Regions from separate parts of the Homo sapiens genome. Here region 2 is linked to region 1. The links are chromatin loops, found by intact Hi-C in ENCODE. Cell type or tissue: B cell. All regions are shown on one strand. Links, peaks and the distances in the headings refer to the core of each region. The heading gives the core; the rest is flanking DNA. Region 1 overlaps SLC10A7 (solute carrier family 10 member 7). Region 2 overlaps LINC02507 (long intergenic non-protein coding RNA 2507).

Region 1 (8,000 bases), core at 1-8,000:
CGATTACATATATAACTTGCCACTGGTGTTGGAATACATGAAAATAAGGCACTAAGTAACTCTCTTAGGTCACTAGAGTAACATGGATGTTTTTTCCCACTGGTTTAAAAGATTTAATGTGTATCTGCCATTCTGCTCATTGATGTCTGTAACACAACAGTGCCTGGCAAATATTAGGCATGCAATAATTTTTTTTGCTGAATGAAAGAACAAATGAATAGATGAATGTGTGTCCACAAATGTTTCTCTCATGGAGCAGCATATCCATTTGATAAGAAACACACACACTTTCTGAAATGTTTTAAAACCCTTGTGTTTGTAATAATAATGAGACTAGTTGACATTTATTGAATGCCTACTGTGTATATGTCAGCAACTGTTCTATGCTCTTTATATTTACTAACTCATTTGGTCCTCACAACAAACCTATGAGAAAGCTGCCACTACAATTCTCATTTTACAGAGGAGAAAATTGAGGTACATAGACAAGGAATTGTTCAGAATTCCCAAGCAGTAAGTGGCAGAATGGGAAGCAAGTCATGCAGTCTGGTTCCAGAATCCAAGATCTCTACCATTGTGTTGATATACTGGATAGGAGTTCTTTAAGAATTTAGAGAAATCAAAGAATTCTAGCTGAAAGAGACATTAGGGATAATGTGTTACCTCACTTTACAAACTGAAAAGTTGATGCCCAAGGAGGCAATGTCTCTCACTCTTGGGTGCAGAGTTAGTGGAAACACAAGGAGTAGCATTTTAGTGTCTCAAATTCCCTGCCCAGTTCTTTATTTCTGATACCACACTGCCTCCTACAAACCACTTGAGTAGAACAAAGCTCACATATGGAAGATCTGAAAGCAGTTACTCAGCACTATATTATTTACCATACATATAAAGCAACAAAACAAAACAAAACAAAAACACATAGATGATAAAATTAGAACAGATTAGAGGAAGGTTTTTAAAAGAGATTAAATCTTGAAATAGGCACTTTCATCCCTACCCTAAAAGGCCCATGAATTACCAACAAGACTATGGGAGAACATTTTTGAAAAAGCAAGGCAGAGACGTGGAATATGGAGGAGGGGGATAGTATGAAGTTCAATGAGGACAGAGAAAGGAGGCAATGGAAAGTGACTTGAGGGAGATTTGGGGAAGGGGCTTCTTATGTAGGCTCCTGGATGTTAAAATAAACTTCTAAAATAATCAAAAACTGATTCTCTTTTATATAAGACACTCAAAATAATGGTTTAATCAAAATCACTATTCAGATTTATAACAGAACTTTAACATAAACAAACAAAAAACCCAGACCATGTCTACACATGTGAAATGAATAGGTTTGGCATAGCTCATCTATTCCTTTTGGACGTGTCTAAATGATGGCACACACTGCTGTTAGATCTAGCTGTGACGATCAATACTGAGTATAAGATGGACACAATGAATGGAGACATCTGCACTACACTTGCCTTGTTTCATATTTCAATGGTCTGATTTACTCTGGTTTTTATAATATTCCTTAGCCAGAGCCATTCCTGCAGCTTAGAAAACCAGCTCTGAACTTTGTGACTCAGAGAGGCTTCAGTCAGGAGAAGGAGGTGGATTAACCAATGGTCCTAAGAAAGGTTTGCACCTCACATGAGCATCATTGGTCCACAGATCCTCCTGCCACCCCCAACACAAAGAGGCAGTAGGATCTGGGTATGCAGTTGCTTCCTTCCCTATCTACCTCTCACCATTGACACCAATTTTAAACAGGTTTCTCCCTAATAACATGTTTATTTATTATTTTTTCTCCAAGCCTAATCTACCAGATAAGGCATTTATTTTTTCTCATATCCTCACTTCTACTGACATGTTTTCCTGCCTTTTTATAGTTTCATTTGTCGTTTTTTTTTTTTTAATTTTACTTTAAGTTCCAGGATACATGTGCGGGATGTGCAGGTTTGTTACATAGGTATACATGTGTCATGGTGGTCTGCTGCACCTATCAACCCATCATCTAGGTTTTAAGCTCCGCATGCATTAGATATTTGTCCTAATGCTCTCCCTCCCCTTGTCCCCCACCCCGACAGGTCCCGGTGTGTGATAACATGTTTATTTTTATTAAATATCAGTAGTTGCTTCTTTCCCTATCTACCTCTCACCAATGACACCAATTTTAAACAGGTTTCTCCTTAATAATATGTTTATTTTTATTAAATATCAGGGGGTAGGAGAAGAAAAACATATATGTGTGATTGGGGTCTTAACAACCTAGAGATGCATCCTAGACTCTGAATCTCTCTAAGGCAGTGCTCTCCAAAGCCTGATGGAACTCTCAAGGGCAGAAGGAAAGGCAATAATAGCAAAAGGAAGAAGACTGTCTTATCAGTTTATAAGAACTGGTCAATGGACTTTTTTTGGTATAAAAAGTTCAACAACTAATAGAACAAGCAAATCACTTCGCCATAATCAAATTTCACCTTATGACCCAGGCTCTAGCAAATGCAGGCTCTAGTAAAAAACAAAGACCCAGGCTCTAGCAAAAATGCAAAGGCTCTAGCACAAAACAAAAAACAAAATATATATATACACATATACATATATATGTGTGTGTGTGTATATATATATATGGAGAGAGAGAGAGAGAGAGAGAGAGAGTGATTAGACTTTTAGACTTTTAACCTGGACATTTCTATGGTGAATTATTAAAAACAGTACTGAGTCATTTTTAGTTACATAGGTATATACAGCTAATTTTCCTTAATGTTTCAGTAGAGACTTATCCCAATAAAATTACTTCTAGACCTTAGCCATTGGGTGTTGTTACTAAGGAATTTTTAATAAGAAATAGCCAAGACTTTATATTAGAAATGGATGTACATATATTCATATCAGACATTTATTTTTAAATATCTTCTGCTAATCATTTCAATATCTTCAGAATTTAAAAGTGCCAGAGAGCAAGAAGCAATCATCTGGTAAATCACATCAATGGATTTACCTAAGTCTTTAAGGAAATTGAAAATCTATGTTAACATAATTTTTCTAGTTCCCCAGTAGAGGGCAACTTCTACACACTTTGACAGTTTAAAAAAAAATCTATGCACAGCACATTAGTATGAATCACTGCATGTTTAAAATAAAACAATATAACTTATGCTTATGAATGGATTTTCACTAACAGTAGCTTATAAAATGTCATGGAATTTTAAATTAGTAGTTAGGAATTGAATATATGTAATGAGTAATTAGCATTTTATGATTAATATAAGTATAATTGCAGGAACTTTAAAAGTAGCAACCATTAGGTCACTAAGATAGAATTATCAGGAATTTAAATAAAAGAGGGAAATGATCACAGTATTGTTCTTTAGTAACCATTTGGATTGAATTTCAATATAACTGAGTTCCAAATATAGCTAATATGTTGCATAAAATATTTTATTAAGAATAGGCAAAACCAAACCCCCCCAAAACCAAAAATGGCCATACACAAACATTTGAAAGTATAATTTAGAGTTTTTGATATTCTGTATTTTGAACTAACTTGAATCAGTGTTAGTGTTTTAATAACATCAGACATAAGAATGTAACCATGCACACATATGTTTATACATAAATAGGATAAAATTTCACCATAATACATCTCATTATTACATAGTATTCTATATAGTAGTTGGACACAATATAATATGTCCTCATTCATTCATTCAATGCTAATTTACTGAGCACTTATTATGTGCCAGATACAATTCCAGAAGTCAAGGATACAGTGTGACAAAAGTTCTCTGCCTTCTTGGGGCTTACATGTTCTATTAAAAAGTAATGTATGGTAAAGCCTTCTAAAAAGACAAATCTATGAGATGGATGCTAACCTTATAACACTAGTTTTTTATTTAAAAATTTGGCTTTGTTTTTAATACAGAAAATATTATAAGGAACAATGAAATGGTTCATAATCTTAAAACACAAATAACCCTTGTCGGCCTTAAACAAAGTTATACATGAATCTCATTAGAAAATTTTTAGTTGTATAGAAAAGTACAAAGAAAAATTGAAAATTTCTAGCTCCCTCTCAACTCAGAAACATTAGCAATTTCTTGTAATTCCTTACAGAAAAAAAACAGTATCCACCCATTCCTCTACCCACCTACTCATCCATCTAGCCTAGCGTTCTTAACTTATTCAAATTTATACAGTTTTCTTAAGATAATCATACTATACACAGTATTCTGTACATAGCTTTATCTTTTCCCACTTCTCTATATTTCCTGGAGCTCTTTCCATAAAAGAATATATAAGCACACCTCATTCTTTTATTTGACTGATTTTATTTTTTAATGTAGAAGTATTTTATCTATCTCTAAATATCTCACAATTCTAGTTTAAAAAGTGATTATACAGTTTTATCTGAAATTTATAAGAGCTGTTGTAGATAGTGTTAAAAGTATAAAGACTTAGAAATCATGACCTCCAAGAGGAAGCCTAAAAAATTACTTTTAATTTATTAGAGAACAGCAAATACAAGAAAAAAATAAGAAGAAATAAATATCTGTTTTGGACAAAAACCTTACCAATAGTTCTATTAGATCACACACAACGTAACAATCTTTTAAGAATGTCTTTATATGTGAATTAGAAATACTAGTGAATTTTTTTACCAGTAAATTTTAATAATAGTACTATTATTAAAATTTACAATCATCATTTTTTAGAGTTTCACTTAAATTTTTCAATAAAGCATGCAATAATTACTTTAGAGCATTCTATTTATAATACTACTTAAACCATATATTTGCTTCAGGGCCATATTTGATATTCAAATGTGATAAGAATTCTTAAATTTATAAAAATATTATGCAAAATAAAATACAGGGCACTAGGTGGTGCTGTGGGACCTTCCAGATAAACTAACACTGCAAAGGTATGCATTTGACAAATTAGTTGTGTGGTTGATTCTATATATTTAAATATACATTAAATATTTTTTATAGATAAAACAATGCACATAAATAAGAAGAGTAATATAATGAAAAAGCAAAGTTTTGATGGATGACCTCTTTGAGGAAGATACAACCCCGTTTCATAATCTCATACCCTAACTCCTGTGTTAAGCTATTAAAAAATCTTTATATAATAAATGTCATTTTTGAGGCATGCTTGTCAATCAACTATTATTTTCATTTACCTTTAAAGTTATTTTTTCATATGACCAAGAATTTAAAAGATGAATAATTATACATCCTTGTCAAACAATTTTCTATTAGGTGATTTCTTACAACACAGTACTGTAATCTTCTTGGGTTCTGTTTTTCTATTTTCCCCAGACATGACTGCTTGCTATAGAGCTACTAATTCAAATACTGACAGCCACCAGACTGGCAAGGTGAATGTGCAGATTGGGCCACAAGTAAAATAATAGGAAGTGAGGGCAACTTAGGAAACCCAGAATATAGAAAGCACATCTGTGGTCTGCATGTGGCCTGTGGGCCACTCATCTGTGACCTCTTAAGTCCAACATGTTCCTAACCATTTATCTATGAGTGACACATCTCAAAGATAACCTACAAATTTCAGTTCAAATGAAGGAGTGTAAATGCTTCTCAATTGTCCTTCTACAATGTTTAATCACTTATGTATGTCCTTCCTTAAAGAACAGAAAATATTAATGATGTGGGAGATAAACTAGTGGTCAAGAGCATTACTCGTCCATGATGAGCTACTGATTTAAAGAGAAGTACAGATTTAGTAGTCTTTTTATGGGCATGGTCTTCCTCTTCCCTGCAGGCACTTTCATGATTGTGAAGTACAATAATAAAGTACTTAATATTGAATTGATAGAAATATATGTTTAACATCAATAAAAAAAGGATAGAATTTATTCCCACTAGTAGTGATGGTGGAACTTAATATTACAGGTACAAGGTAAGAATGAAAATGAATTTTTAACAAATTCAACAAAACTCATCTAAAGGAATTTTTTAAACAAATTCAACAAAACTCATCTAAAGGAATGTTGTTCTTCGAGTCTGTCAATCAGAGAAGCAAAACTCATTTTTAAATGATGCATCATTCCAAATGTTTTTAGCTGCCCTCAGAAAGCGTTTGTGTGCTACATAAGAAAATAAGATAAAATCATGTCATTTCTGACCCGGAAGAGACCACAGAGATTAACAATCTCCCATTACTTTAGCTTCACCTCACAAATCAGTTCTTGAAAGATAAACACAGTTAAGTTGCAGTATCTAAGTGGGTCTTTGTTACAGAAAATGAAGTGACCGGATGCTCACGGGAAGCTATGCAGAAATCACAGTTTACTTTGAATGGAGACTATGCCTTACACCAGTAACCAATGCAAAAATATCACGTTTCAAGAATTTTCAATGTTGTCTAAACACTCACAGGAATCTCTACCAACACTACAAATCATTTGGAATTTTTAGAGGGTTTAATTGGTTCAAACAGATACACGGAAGAAGCGGTGAAAAGCAGAACTAGGTTAGAGCCACGCTGCCTGAATTCTTTTCATTTCACTTGTAGACTACCTGAAATGCCATCTTGGATGATAGTCTTTTTGGCTTAATAAGCATCTATTTTAAAATTGCATGTTTTCTTTTGAAGTAGTAGTTTTCACGGTGTGGCCTGGGGACCTACGGGTTCCTAAGACCTTTTGGAGGGCTCGGTGAGACAAAAACTACTTTCATTATATTACTAACACATTATTTGCCTTTTTACTCTCATTCTCTTGCAGTTATATAGTGGAGTTTTCCAGAGGCTACATGACATGTGATATCAAAAGAGATTTGATACACCAACAGTTTTATGTTAAGCCAGGCATTAAAGAGATTTGCAAAATGCAAAACAATAGTACTCTTCCCACTAGTTTTTGTTTGGGAAAATATAGTGATATTTCATAAAAATGTGCAAATTTACATATGATGAAGTTATTATTTTTAAATGAATTAATAATTTTCCAGCTTTAATTTCAAATGTGATCAATAGATAAATATCACCCATATAAACAACTGTTCTCTCTGGTCGTCAGCAAATTTTAAGACTGTAAAGGAGTTCGAAAAGTTGGAGAACACTGTTCCGGAAGAAAGCTACTCACATCTTAGTCAATATGCTTTCCTCTAAATACTGGTATGAATCTGAAACTTCTATCTGAATGAAATTTGCTTAGAAGCAAGAAAGGTCGAGCATTTTGAGGCAAGAGGTACTTTTATGGGCAAGACTAGCTTGATGCAGAGGGATAAACAGTGACGTGGGAACCACAGGCTCAGGTGGAATGACCCAGGTAGAAGGAACAGAGAGGGAGTCAAGAGTGCAATGGCAAATGCTCGTTTCTAAATTTAGCCTGAGACCAATGCTACATCTAGGAAGGGGTCATTTTTCTCTACCTTCTCTTACCTCTTATGCTCTGGGAGACTACAACACAGTTTCCACATTGAAATGCAATCCTTCATTAGTTTCCCACTGGTCTTTAAGGACGAATATTATAACTGTGGTCTACAACATTCTGTATTATCTGCTCCTGCCTACATTTCCATCTTTTTCCATTCTCCACCTGGCTCTCTATACGCTAGCCACAGGGCCCTTGGTCTATTCCTTGACCGGGCTATATTCACTTTCAACCTGCAGACATCAGCTTCCTTCAGTTATCAAGGAAGTCTTTCTGCCATTATAGATTCCCCCTAAATATGCACTCTTATGGCACTATAGATCTGCTTTATGGCATGCATCACAGTTGTAATTTTACATTTATTTGTGTGATTATTTCATTAATGCCTGCGTCTCCTTCACTAGGCTATAAGCTTTATGAGGAAAGGGACCATGCTTATTTTTACTCTATCTTGTATTTCCCATACCTAGTGAAATGCTTGGGACATAATAGGGGCCCATTTAATATTTTTGAATGAATAAATACATGAATAATAGGTATTATTTATTAAGCATTCCTCCTAGATACTGTTCTTGCACTTTGCAAGTGTGACATAATTTTGAAAAGAAGCCAA
Region 2 (13,054 bases), core at 1,937-9,936, 1.2 Mb after region 1:
CAGTTCAAACTGGCAGTGTTTCTGCTCATATCATCCCATAAACTCTTTCTCAAACCATAATCCAGCCATACCCTTGGCATACTCTTCAGAACATGCTTTCTCGGTTTCTTGCAATATGAATAGGCTGATTGTTTTCCAAACCTTAAAGCTCTGGTTCATTTTTGCTTAACAATTTCTTCTTCATTCATCTCTCTTCTCTCACATTTGACAGAGTCTTGCTCTGTAGCCCAGGCTGGAGTGCAGTGGCATGATCTCAGCTCACTGTAACCTCCACCTCCTGGGTTCAAGTAATTCTCCTGCCTCAGCTTCTCAAGTAGCTGGGATTACAAGCATGCACCACCACACCTGGCTAATTTTTGTATTTTCAGTAGAGACAGGATTTTGCCATATTGGCCAGACTGGTCTTGAACTCCTGGCCTCAAGTGACCTACCTGTCTCTGCCTCCCAAAGTGCTGGGATTACAGGTGTGAGCCACTGTGCCCAGCCCACACATTTTTCTACAAGCACTCAGGAGGAGCAAAGATGCTCCTTCAACACTTTGCTTAAGAATTTCCTCTGCTAAATATGCAATTTCATTGCTCACAAGTTCTACCTTCCACAAAACACCTGAACACCATTCAGCCAAGTTCTTTGCCACTTTATAACAAGAATTTCCTTCCTTCCAGTTTCCAATAACATGATCCTAATTTCCATCAGAGACCTCATCAAAATCTCTTTTTATATCCATATTTCTAGCATGCACCTGAAAACTCTTTCAGCCTCTACCCGTTACTCAGCTCCAAAGCCATTTCCACATGTTTAGATATCTTTTACTGCCACACTTCACTTCTTGGTACCAAAACCTGTGTTAGTCTGGGTTCTCCAGAGAAACAAAACCAGTAACAGATAGAAATATATATATCCATAGTTAGAAATGCATGCACAGATACAGATAAAAATATAAAGATATTTATTATAAGGAATTGGCTGATGAAGTTATAAAGGCTAAGAAGTCCCAAGATCTACAGTCAGCAAGCTGGAGACCCAGGAGAACCGATGGTATAGTTCCAGTCCAAGTTCAAAGGCCTGAGAACCAGGAGAGACAATAGTGTATGTTCCAGTCTGAGTCAAAGATGAACAGCAGAAGACCAATGTCCCAGTTCAAAGACAGGCAGGGAGAAAAAAATTTTCTGATTCAGTCTTTTGTTCTTTTCACGCCTTCAATGGACTGAGTGAGCCCCACCCACACTGGGGAAGGAATCTGTTTTGTCTACTGACTCAAGTGTTAATTTGATCCAGAAACATCCTCATAGACACATTCAGAAGTAACGTTTAACCAAATATCTAGGCACTGGGCACCCCATGGCCCAGTCAAGTTAACACATAAAATTCACCATTACACTAGGTCAGTCTTACCCCGACCTGCCTTCTTGTCCTTTCCTCACACGTGCTACACCAGCTTTGCCCTTTCATCCATTTTCACCAATAACCAATTTTTTTGTTTTACCCAATAATCAGGGACTTACTAGGAGACCCCTTAATTGCCCTAAAAATTACTACTAAGATATTGATGAGTGCAAATGACTTAACAATTACTTTTCCTATTTGCATTTCACCTGTACTTTACCTAAGGAAGAAAAAAAATTATTGTGGTAAAATACATATAACGTAAACTTACCATTTTAATAACTGTTAATTACCTTCACAATGTTCTACAAACATCAGCACTATCTAGTTACAGAACATTTTTTATCACCCCAAAGGAAACCCTGTAAGCAGTCACTCTCCCTTTTCCCTCCCCTCAGCCCCTGGCAACCATGAATCTGCTTTTTGTATCTATAGATTTGCCTATTTTGGAGAGTTCATATAAATATGTGACCTTTTGTATCTGACTTCCTTCACTTAGTAAAGAATTTTAGCCTCCTTAGCTAGGGAAAGTGAAAAATGGAAAGGAGAATATTTTATGATATAAACATTTGGGAGTTATCTCTAAAACCTCACCAACTTTCTACATCACTGTTTTACCAAGATTTGGGAAACTCATCTGTTATTCATCTGCCTGGACGTTCTGCTGTGCGTTATTAACCCTTTCTGTGGAGGTCTGAGGCAGCCTGAACACAGGCTGGCACTGGGCCAGGATGGAGAATGTGTGGACACTTCAGGAGGCTCATTCCACACCATCAAGAGGGCTTCCTTCCCTGAAAGCGACCTGGCAGGACCATGCAGGTCATAAGGTCATACAGCCCTGAGGGGCACAAGGATGCTGATCCCAGACACTTCAGGCCTTAATAAAAATAAAAGCAAGCACATCTCTGGCAGCAGAGTAAATTATTCGTGGGATTTATTTTAAAAGAGAGACAGCTTTGTTGAAAAAAAAAATAGACACCACATCAATTCCAAAAATCATTTCCAGAAGAAAATGTCTAATCAAATGGGAAGTAGTGCATTCGTGGTTTGCACAGCATAGCTACCGAGTTTTTTAAAAGGGTCCCAGATTTGTTCAGATACTGGTTTCCACAATATGGGTCATCTGAAAGGATGCATAGCTTTATTGGGAATATAGCACATGGATGGATGGTCAGAGACTACAAGTCTGCTGAAGTTTTGTGGGAAATGAGCAGTTTGGCAGCCCCCGAGTCTGGAGGGTCTGAGACTGGCATGCCAGAAAAGCTCCAGGTCCGTAACAGCCTCTTTAAAACCATGAAGCCCTTGGAGGCCCAGCTCAAGGGTTTCAGTATGTGTCACAGATTTCATTTGCTCAGGACTCTCACAGTTTTTATGTGGTTTAACGAAGTACCTAAGCAGAAGCTTTTTTTTTTCTTTTTGGCTTTGCCTTTTTCACCGATTTCCCTTTTTATTAATAACCAAACATAAATATATTACAAATATTTTTACCTTTTATTTCCATCTTGTTACTGTTTATGTATTTGCTAAGATCAAAGTCTGGATTCATCCTCTAACAAGTTCATGTTGTTTTCCTGCTTGTTTCAAAATATGGACCCCGCAGCCTTTATAATTCTATTCCATGATGACTGGCTTAAATTTAATCATATACACAAGCACTGCAGTAACTCGCTAAACAAATCCATGTGAGGATAAAAGGAACATCACAGGCCTGATCTGGGCACAATGGCCTTTGTATTTTTCTCCTTTTGTTTTCAGAAGTTTCTGGAGCCTGTAACTGAACGCAGCAGACTCTAGTTAAAAATTCACCATGATTCCTTTTTAAATAATAGCATTTGTCTTTTGATGAGGTCTCTCAGCTCAAAAGGATCCCTATTTCACATTATAAATAGTTACTGTCAAAAGACATGACTATAAGACAATGACACTGGGTTTGAACAAATATACTTGAATTTATCCATACAAATGAATGATGTCCCCATCAAAGTAGGCAGCAACATTCCAGCGATTTTCAAAACAGTTTTGAAACTCCAGTTAGGAACTTCCTTCCTTCACACACTACGGGAATTGCTTTGAATGTCAGGGTATTTTTTAAAAATATTTTTTTTCATCAGGGTAAGTTTCATTTTTGGAAACAACCAAGCCATTTAATAAGGCAGACGGTAACTGACTGGATAGAAGTGCTGTAGCCTACAATATAATGAGACTAGCTTTTACTTTGATTCCTTAATTAGCCCTAAAGGTAATTCCAAAAAAAGTTCCTAAAATGTTTAGTGCAATAGCAGTACAGTTGAAAGAAGTGTCTAGACTCCCAAAGCAACTTCTCTGAAAAGGAAGACATTCATTTGAACATACGGATGAATTTCTTAGAGAAAAATAGGCCATCCTTGCCTTGCTTGATTTTCTCAAAAACTCTATGTTATTGGTGCCTAGCTAAGGGAAGTTGACTATTTTCAGCTTCCTACAGTATCAAATTTTATTTAACAATTCATTTTTGAAGTGAATAGAAGCGCAAAACCTGAAATACCTTCATAGAACCATGCCTTAGTGACCTATTCCAAAACAGACTTAAAACATTCACAGGCGTATGCACAACTGATAAACATAAATATACATATGAATATATACTATACATAAGATAAATAATAAATTAAACATAAATGTAGTGATAAATAAATATGCATACGGATATTAATTAAATATACAAAATATTTAAATGCCAACTCTACCCACCTGAATTTTACTTTTAATTTCAGAGCCTTGATTCCAATGCTAATTTCATTAAGCATGTCTATAACTGGGTTGCAAGAATGGTATATGCTGAACGGTAAATGCTGTACAAATTAACTTAAACACGTTTTGCATTACATTCTCATAGAGGTATTTAATATGGGTAAACTGGTGTTTTGTGTGTGTGTGTGTGTGTGTTCCAGTTAATGAAGAAAGGAGGAAGGAAAGTATCACACATTGAATACCTATTGTACGCCAAGGGCTGAACACGTTACTATTTAAATGCTCTCAACATCTCCGAGCTAAATATTTTAATCCCCATTTACAGAAAAATAAAAATAAAAAACTAGGCTAGAGAATATAAACAGCAGAATGCTGGCATACCATTGGCAAGTGGAGAAAATGCATTTAGAATTAGCTGATCAATGGGTGGAGAAAAAAGCCAAAGGCCACACCCATGTGTTTAGAAAATGAAATGAAAGTCTCTTCCCAGAGAGAATCTTTTTTTCCCCAAAAAACCTGATGCTATCATTTCCCTTAATTTTTCATTAACCTCAATAATTCTTTGCCATATTTTTCCAAAAATGAAACAGGACTATTACCTCCCAATGTGGGAAAATAAAATGTTCTATGAATTTTTATCTTGTTATTTATACAACAAGCCTTTGGAAACCAGTTAAGTGCTTGAACCAGTTAAGTATTTGGGTGGGACATTTAAAAATAAATCAAGCTAAATAAAGAAGTGTTAAAGTTCATAGAGCAAAGAAAAAGTTATAATCCTTAGCTGAAAGATACTAGGAGACATAGCCATCTATGGGGGTTAAAGATTTAAATTTAAAAATAATAATAATAAAGAGAAGCTCCTTCAAATAAATGCAGGAGGAAATTGAGAATCAACATCAGGACAGCTCATTTGACCTTACGGATATATTTTACTGGTGACTTTCTGGTTTTCAAAACTGTTTCTGATTTTTTTAACTTGTTAATGGCTCCAATTTGCCAGCATATTTCCCAGTTCCCCTGTATTCCACTCAGTAAATCTTGTTCATTTTCAGCTTTTATTTTCTTGTTCAGTCCCTAATAACGGACAATTTGTAAGGAAGCAAACTAAAACACTTGGATTAAATAATGCATTTTTTTTCATTATGCTGATGGGTTCATTTTCAAAACAAATGTAAGCTTCATAATTTACTGATATTTCGTGATTTTTACCTTATTTCTGTGAGGATTTCTTTCTCATGGACTTCTGTCTTTGCCATTGACAAAACTCCTAATAATACCACCCAAATCCTAAAAGGGGTTAAACTTCAAGTGACTGATGTTCTGAAAGTGACATGATCAAAAAATAGTCTCATCCAGAAATTTAGATTTGTGACTTAAGTTATCAGAAGAGTTTCCAAAACTCCAAACAGCCTGCATTAATTCTGGCTTTTTTGGTTTTCTGTTAGTCTGCCTCTGTTTTTATACTAAAAGGGTATACAGAAATTTGTGTGCATTGCTCATCCTGAGTTGAATTCCTATGAAGTAGAGCTGAGTACAGAAATGTCTTTCACTTCAAAGGGCATACTGTGGGGTGCAAAGAAAGGCAGGCTTGGGTCCTTCCAGCCAAACATTGCCCTCTGGCACTCATGCTCAACTCCCCAGGGATACAAGAGGGCAATCTCCGGCCCTTGTAGCTCTAGGTAACATTTCCCACAACCCCTGACTCATAAATATTGACATTTGGGAAAAATAAGACCAAAAAAGAAAAAAGGGCTTTTTCAAAACAAAAAAAAAACTGTTTTTAAGATGAAGTGTTTATATATTTTCTAAAGCCTGGTTTATACCTAAGCTATCACTATAATTTTTAAATAAAATATACCTCATCTTGGGATTTTAAAAAAATAGTATTATCCATCAACCACTAGAGAATATAGGAAAGAAAACTTTCAGCACGGTTTTTATTTATTTATTTTATATTTTTCCATCCGGAAAATAACAGGACTGAGTTGAAAGCAATTTTTTCTAAAAGTAGCAATAGCAACATTCTCAGATAAAATCTTTTTTGCTGAATATCAACGTTTAAATTATAGTGAATTTGAAGTTATTTATTTTCAGCAAAAGCTTTTCTTTTTCCTTTTAAATATTTGTCTCCACCCCTCTTTGCTTCAAAAAACAGAAATGATGTGACAACTGAGACCTTCGAGAATTCCTTAGACCCCAGCCTGTTTTCATTGTGGAACTACAGCGCGACCTGGTGGTAGTTGCTGTTTTTAGCATGGTTTATGAATAAATGGTCAAAGTTTCAAAACCAAAACAAAGGAAAGCCTTGTGTTTAGACTTTTAGAAAATATAGTATCAGGAAAGAAAACAGTGGGATGGCTCTCTTAGAATCATAATTACAGATAGAACTTTTTTTAAGTTTTTTAACTATAATATACTTTTTTTTCCCTTAGGGTGTCGCTCTGTTGCCCAGGCTGGAGTGCAGTGGCGTGATATGAGCTCACACCGCAACCTCCGCTTTCTGGCTCAAGCCATCCTCCAGCCTCAGTTCCCGAGTAGCTGGGACCACAGGCACGAGGCACCACACCCACTTCTTTTTTATTTTTTCTTTTGTATTTTTTTGTAGAGATAGGGTTTCACCATGTTGCCCAGGCTGGTCTCCAACTTCTGAACTCAAAGAGATCCGCCCACCTCGGCCTCCCAAAGACCTAGGATTACAGGCGTGAGCCACTGCGCCTGACCAAATATATCTTTTAAGAATAAATAATCTAGTAAGGTTATTGATGAGTCATTATATCACCTGATACAATTTTTAACATTCATATATTTTCAGGAATATGAATTTTCAGTCATATTTCCTCTTTTTAACTACTTTTACAGTTCTCTAAACAATGCTTCAAAAACATTAACAGAAAAAAATATTTAATCAGTGATACAAGAGAAGACTGTTTTATATGCTTTTCTTTGACAACTAGCAGCACATTGATGCAAGAGTTTATAGACAAAATGGTGATTCATAGTAACTGTAATCTTCTCTGTGTTTATTGTACTTTACACCCATCTTATCTAATCCTCTCAACCACCCTGTTAAATTCAGAATCAGTATCTCCATTCTACAGATTAGAAAACTGAGGCTTCAGGATATGAAATAACTTGTTCAAGGTCACTCCTCTGGTGAGTGACAGAATGGACTCAACCCTGGGCCTGCCTGCTCCAATGCCTAGGCATAGGGTCAGGCTGGTGATAGGCCCTTTTTAAAGATTGGCTGATTCAATGAGCAAATGCATCTACTGTGAGAATATTAAAGGTAAGCCTGGACTGGATCCAAAGTCTTCTGACTTGATAACCAGTAAATCTTCCAGTAAAGTTTAGACATATTTTGAACTTTCTCTTGTTTCTGCCTGCAGTTGCACTCTCCTGAGCCTGCTAAGTCCCCACTATTTTCTACAAAAGAACAAAGAAAAAATACCAGGCGAGAGTGACCCATAGCCTGAGCCCCAGGCTGTTTTACCCACGAGGCCCTAGCAGGGGATCTTTTCCACTTTTGTGCCATAGATCCCTTTGGAAGCCTAAGTGAAGCTCCTGGAACTTTTTTAAAATGCCCCACAAAGAAAGCCAACTATTTTAAAATAAAATTTTCAAAAAACTTTTAAAAACTCGGCCGGGCGCAGTAGCTCACGACTGTAATCCCAGCACTCTGGGAGGCTGAGGTGGATGGATCACTGAGGTCAGGAATTTGAGACCAGCCTGGCCAACATGGTGAAAACCCATCTCTACTAAACACACACACACACACACACACACACAAAATTAGCTGGGTGTGGTGGCACACGCCTGTGATCCCAGCTACTTGGGAGGCTGAGGCAGGAGAATCTCTTGAGCCCAGGAGGCGGATGTTGTGGTGAGCTGAGATTGCACCACTGCACTCCAGCCTGGGTAACAGAGCAAGAGTCATCTCAAAAAAAAAAAAAAACTTTAAAATACTAATTTGTAAATATGTGCTTATTTATTAATGCATTTAATAACAAGATTTAATAACAATGTCACAACTATATATTCAAAGTAGCAATTAGTATAAATGATGTTTTGGGATATTCGTAATCCCTGTAATGTGACATGAATATATCTATTGTTTCTATTGGTGAGAGAGATATTGTTAATATTAATGTGATGTATGGCCTATATTCTTTAATAAATAAAATTACAAATTTCAGTTTGAAGTTAATGAAAACAGATTTTTTTCATCCAAGTTCATGGACCTTCTTACCCTCCTGAATTAAGAAATCAAAGCTAATCTTAAATAAGTCACAGCTAAATCTTTTCAAAAACTAAAAAATTTTAAAATTCTTAAATTCTGTCAAAAAAATGCTTAAGCAATATATATATGTTTCCCTTGATTAGTGTGAGATATTCACTTTAATATGAATATTATGAATAATATGAATATTCACTTTAATATGAATAATATGAAGCAAGACTCCAAAAATAAGCATGGATCTAGGACCTAGGGAGATGTTAAAACAACCTTGCCTGAGTCTCATGACAGTAATCAACAAATAATAGTATTATTTGCCCATAATAATAATTCAGTTTGTATGCATCTGACAAAGGACTAATATCCAGAATCTACAAGGAACTCAAACAAATCAGCAAGGAAAAAAAACAAACAAACAAATAATCCCATCAAAAAGTGGGCTAAGGACATGAATAGACAATTCTCAAAAGAAGATATACAAATGGCCAACAAACATATGAAAAAAAAGTTCAATATCACTAATTATCAGGGAAATGCAAATCAAAACAACAGTGAAATACCACCTTACTCCTGAAAGAATGGCCATAATTTAAAAATCAGAAAATAACAGATGTTGGTGTGGATGTGGTGAAAAGAGTGCATTTTACACTAGTGGTGGGAATGTAAACTAGTACAACCACTATGGAAAACAGTGTGGAGATTCCTTAAAGAACTAAAAATAGAACTACCAGTTGATCCAGCAATCCCCCTATTGGGTATCTGCCCAGAGGAAAAGAAGTCAATATAAGAAAAAGACACTTGCACACGCATGTCTCTAGCAGCACAGTTCGCAATTGCAAAGATATGAAACCAGCCTAAATGTCCATCAGCCAACAAGTGGATAAGGAAAATGTGGGATATATAACTACTCAGCCTCAAAAAGGAAAAAAATAATGGCATTCGCAGCAACCTGGATGGAGTTGGAGACCATTATTCTAAATGAAGTAACTCAGGAATGGAAAACCAAACAGGAATGGAAAACTAAGCTATGAGGACGCAAAGGCATGAGAATGATATAATGGACTTTGGAGACTCAGGGGGAAGGTTGGGAGAGGGCCAATGGATAAAAAAGTACACATTGGGTACAGTGTACATTGCTCAGGTGACAGATGCACCAAAATCTCAGAAATCACCACTTAAGAACTTTTCCATGCAACCAAACACTACCTTTTCCCTCAAAACTATTGAAATATAATAGAAATAAAAGAATAAAAAAATCATAATAATAATTCAGTTTGACATGACAAACATTGAGCAGCTACTATGCTAGACACACTACTAGTGTTTTTAAAAATACATTTTAAAAGTGAATACTTCTTTGTCATTTGTGCAGCATTTATCATTTTCAAAGCAGTTCTACACACATCTTTCTTTCAAATCTAATTACAACTTCAAGGGGCAAGGCAGGGTCTGGAGACTTATTCATTAATTCTGCATTCCCACGATAAATCTCACTCTGGACCCATAGTAAGTACTCAATAAAAGAAGACAGTTTACTCCACCTTTATCCCCCAAGCAAGCCCCTGAATTAGGGCTGCCAGGTAGGATACAGAATGTTCAGTTAAATTTAAATTTCAGATAAACAATTTTTTACTCTAAGTATATCCCATGAAAATGATTTTTAAATATCTATAATATGGGACACACACACATTTTTTTGAGTATTTGTTGTTAACCTAGATTTCAAATTTAACTGGGCATTCTGTGTTTTTGCTGGCTAAATTTGGCAATTCTTTCCTGAATTTCTCTGCCCAGGAGCTCCCTCTGCTGCAGGAACTCAACGATAGGGAGGAAGAGTCCAGAAAAGTAGGGCTGTCAGCACCTCTGTGAGCAGCCGACGATCCACAGCGGATGGAGTTTGGTGGTAAAGGTACTCACTTCCTGTCTCTCTGGTGATGATTTTGAGCATGTTCTACAAAGTCTTTCAGATGGTCCCAGTAGGTTGGAGCCCAGCTGCCCTCAGTGGTAACCTGCCCATTAACGTATCCTGTGTTGGTTTCCTTTCCTCCCCTACCTCACCTCCCCACTCCCCTTTCTATGATTCCTAGAGTCACCTCCCAAATAAACTTTCACATTTACATTATTGTCTCATGGTCTCTTCTGAGGGAACTCAAACTAAAACAAAATGCTTATTGAATTAAATCCTCAGTTGCAGATGAGAGGTTCAGGGACCATGCCAGATGCTGAAGGCACCAAGATGGATAGTGATGAGCCTTCTCATTCAGCCCTTACTCAGCACTGCCTCTGGCTACCAAGCACTGTGCTCCTATCATGTACCAGCCCCTGGGACTCTCCGTTTACATGCATCTTGGCTAACCCTTTCCACCACCCTGCCCAGTAGCTATCATTATGCTCAAATTGCAAACGGGGAAATTGATGCTCAGAGGGTTTTCCAAAGTCACACAGTCATAGAAATGCCATCTTTGGTTAGGGAGCAGTGCCTCACACCTGAAGTTTCAGCACTTTGGGAGGCCAAAGCTGGCAGATCGCTTGAGCTCAGGAGTTTGAGACCAGCCTAGACAACATGGCAAAATCCCATCCACACAAAAAATACAAAAATTAGCTGGGTGTGGTGACATGCCTATAGTCCCAGCTATTTAGGAGGCAGGATTGCTTGAGTCCAGGAGTTCAAGGCTTCAGTGAGCTGTGATCACGCCACTGAACTCCAGCCTGGGTGACAGAGTGAGTCTCTGTCTCAAAAAAAAAAAAAAAAAAGAAAAGAAAAAGAAAAGGGCCGGGCGCAGTGGCTCACGCCTGTAATCCCAGCACTTTGGGAGGCCGAGGCGGGCGGATCACAAGGTCAGGATATCAAGACCATCCTGGCTAACACAGTGAAACCCCGTCTCTACTAAAAATACAAAATATCAGCCGGGCGTGGTGGCGAGCGCCTGTAGTCCCAGCTACTTGGGAGGCTGAGGCAGGAGAATGGCGTGAACCCGGGAGGGGGAGCTTGCAGTGAGCCGAGATTGCGCCACTGCACTGCAGCCTGGGCGACAGAGCGAGACTCCGTCTCAAAAAAAAAAAAAAAAAGGAGTGCCATCCTCCTGCAACACACCACCTCCCTGAGACCCACAGACAATAATACAACAGGCTTTAGGACACGCCTCTCTTGAAGTACTTAAAAGTGAGTTGAGAATACACAACACTTATACATGAAAAAATAACTCATGACACAAGAGAGTAAGGGAAATGTGTGACAGGCAGCTCAGAGAAGAATCCCTATGGAGTTCAGAAGAGAGATAAGGGTCAACTGGGAATATTAGAGAAATCTCATGGGTGGCTGGACTTAGGCTGAGCCGGAGTGAATGAGTTAGATTCAAATGGGAGACTCAGGGAAAGGAGAGAGTTGTGAGTGAGAAGGATGAGTAGGCACCGTGCAGAAGCAGCACTGGGCATGTTTACTGTGACTGTAAACAGAAAGATGGCCTGAGGACAGGATAGCAGGAACCAGGCCATATTATAGAGGCCTGGGGATGCCAAGAGCTATGGTTTGAATATGTGTCCCCTCCAAAACTCATATTGAAATTTAATCCATTGTGGCAGGATTGAGAGGTGGGGCCTTAGGGAGGTGATTAGATCATGAGGGCTCCATCCTTATCAAGGAATTAATCCGTTCATGGATTAAGGGGTGAATGGAGTAATGGGTTATCACAGGAGTGGACTCCTGACTTTATAAGAAGAGAAAGACCTGAGCTAGCACATTCAGCCCCTTGCCAAGTAATGCCCTGCACCACCTTGAGACTCTGCAGAGAGTCTTCATCAGCAAGAAGGCCCTCACCATATGCAGTCCCTTGACCCTGAACTTCTGAGCTTCTATAACTGTAAGAAATACGTTCTTTTTCTTTATAAATTATTCAGTTTCAGTTATTCTGTTATAAACATAAGATTATTGATTAAGACACCAGGTAAAAAATATGGAGTTCATCTGAATATATATGTGGAGCAAATGCAGGCTGTGAAAGTAGAAAATTGACATGATCAGAATAAGATTTTATCAGATTCATCCGGCAGTAGAGGGCAGGATTGCTTGAAGTAAAGAGAATAGTTAGTAGACTCCTGACAGGCTATGCCTATGGTAATAAAGATCTAACCCAGAATAATGAACAGGAAGGTGTAAACTACATTACAAAGCAAGAGTTGTCAAATCTGAGTCACTGATGGGTCAGAGAGGAGAAAGAATAAAGAAAGCTCCTTTACTGTACCTGGATAATGGGGAAAATGGAAACATGAACAAGAAACTAGAAAGTTGTACATAAGAAAATGACTAAAATAACTCAATATATCATCATTTCCCTAAAAATTATACATTGGGAAGATTTTTCTGAATGATGTGGAATTATGGATGTGTTCCCCCTTGGTGGACAAAAGTAACTCAAACCTTTCGGTGAGGAGCTATCTCTCCTCCACTCTCCTCAGCCCTCTCCATGACCTTATAGAACTAAAGCCAATAGTTACTGAGTGTAGAAGATATCTGCTGTTTCTGCCTGCTAAACATCCCCTCCCCCTGCACCTGGAAACACCATTTGTATTTCTTGTAGAGATTGCATTCCATGCAGCACAGGTGCAGTTGGACCCATTCTACCCCGCCCCCATCAATCTCCTCCTACCCCTTGTCCAGCTACAAAAAAGGGCACATAGCCCAGACCTGGCCAATTTGTTTACCCC

The links. A loop is a pair of places that touch in the nucleus more often than their neighbours do. Peaks named below come from ENCODE experiments on the same cell type or tissue, not always from the same donor. Only the 100,000 strongest peaks of a DNase experiment are listed, where the experiment ranks them.
Region 2: it touches region 1 in a loop (21-fold over the local background); 7 of 110 quality-filtered maps call a loop at or near these places.

Annotation. Positions count from the first base shown.
Region 1 is chr4:146,337,920-146,345,919 of GRCh38, forward strand. The region is part of intron 5 of SLC10A7 (solute carrier family 10 member 7); the gene reads right to left. Among named protein-coding and RNA genes, the nearest start is that of MIR7849, 67 kb to the right of the region's middle. In B cell, for the core only: CTCF peaks have their summits at 3,055 (motif pointing right), 4,888 (motif pointing right) and 5,091; a DNase peak (open chromatin) is centred at 4,882.
Region 2 is chr4:147,584,121-147,597,174 of GRCh38, forward strand. It overlaps LINC02507 (long intergenic non-protein coding RNA 2507), which reads left to right. Exons shown (of 4, transcript NR_187416.1): 4 at 10,145-10,469. Among named protein-coding and RNA genes, the nearest start is that of LINC02507, 21 kb to the left of the region's middle. In B cell, for the core only: CTCF peaks have their summits at 6,341 (motif pointing left) and 6,546; no DNase peak of the experiment used is centred there; H3K27me3 peaks cover 275 bases.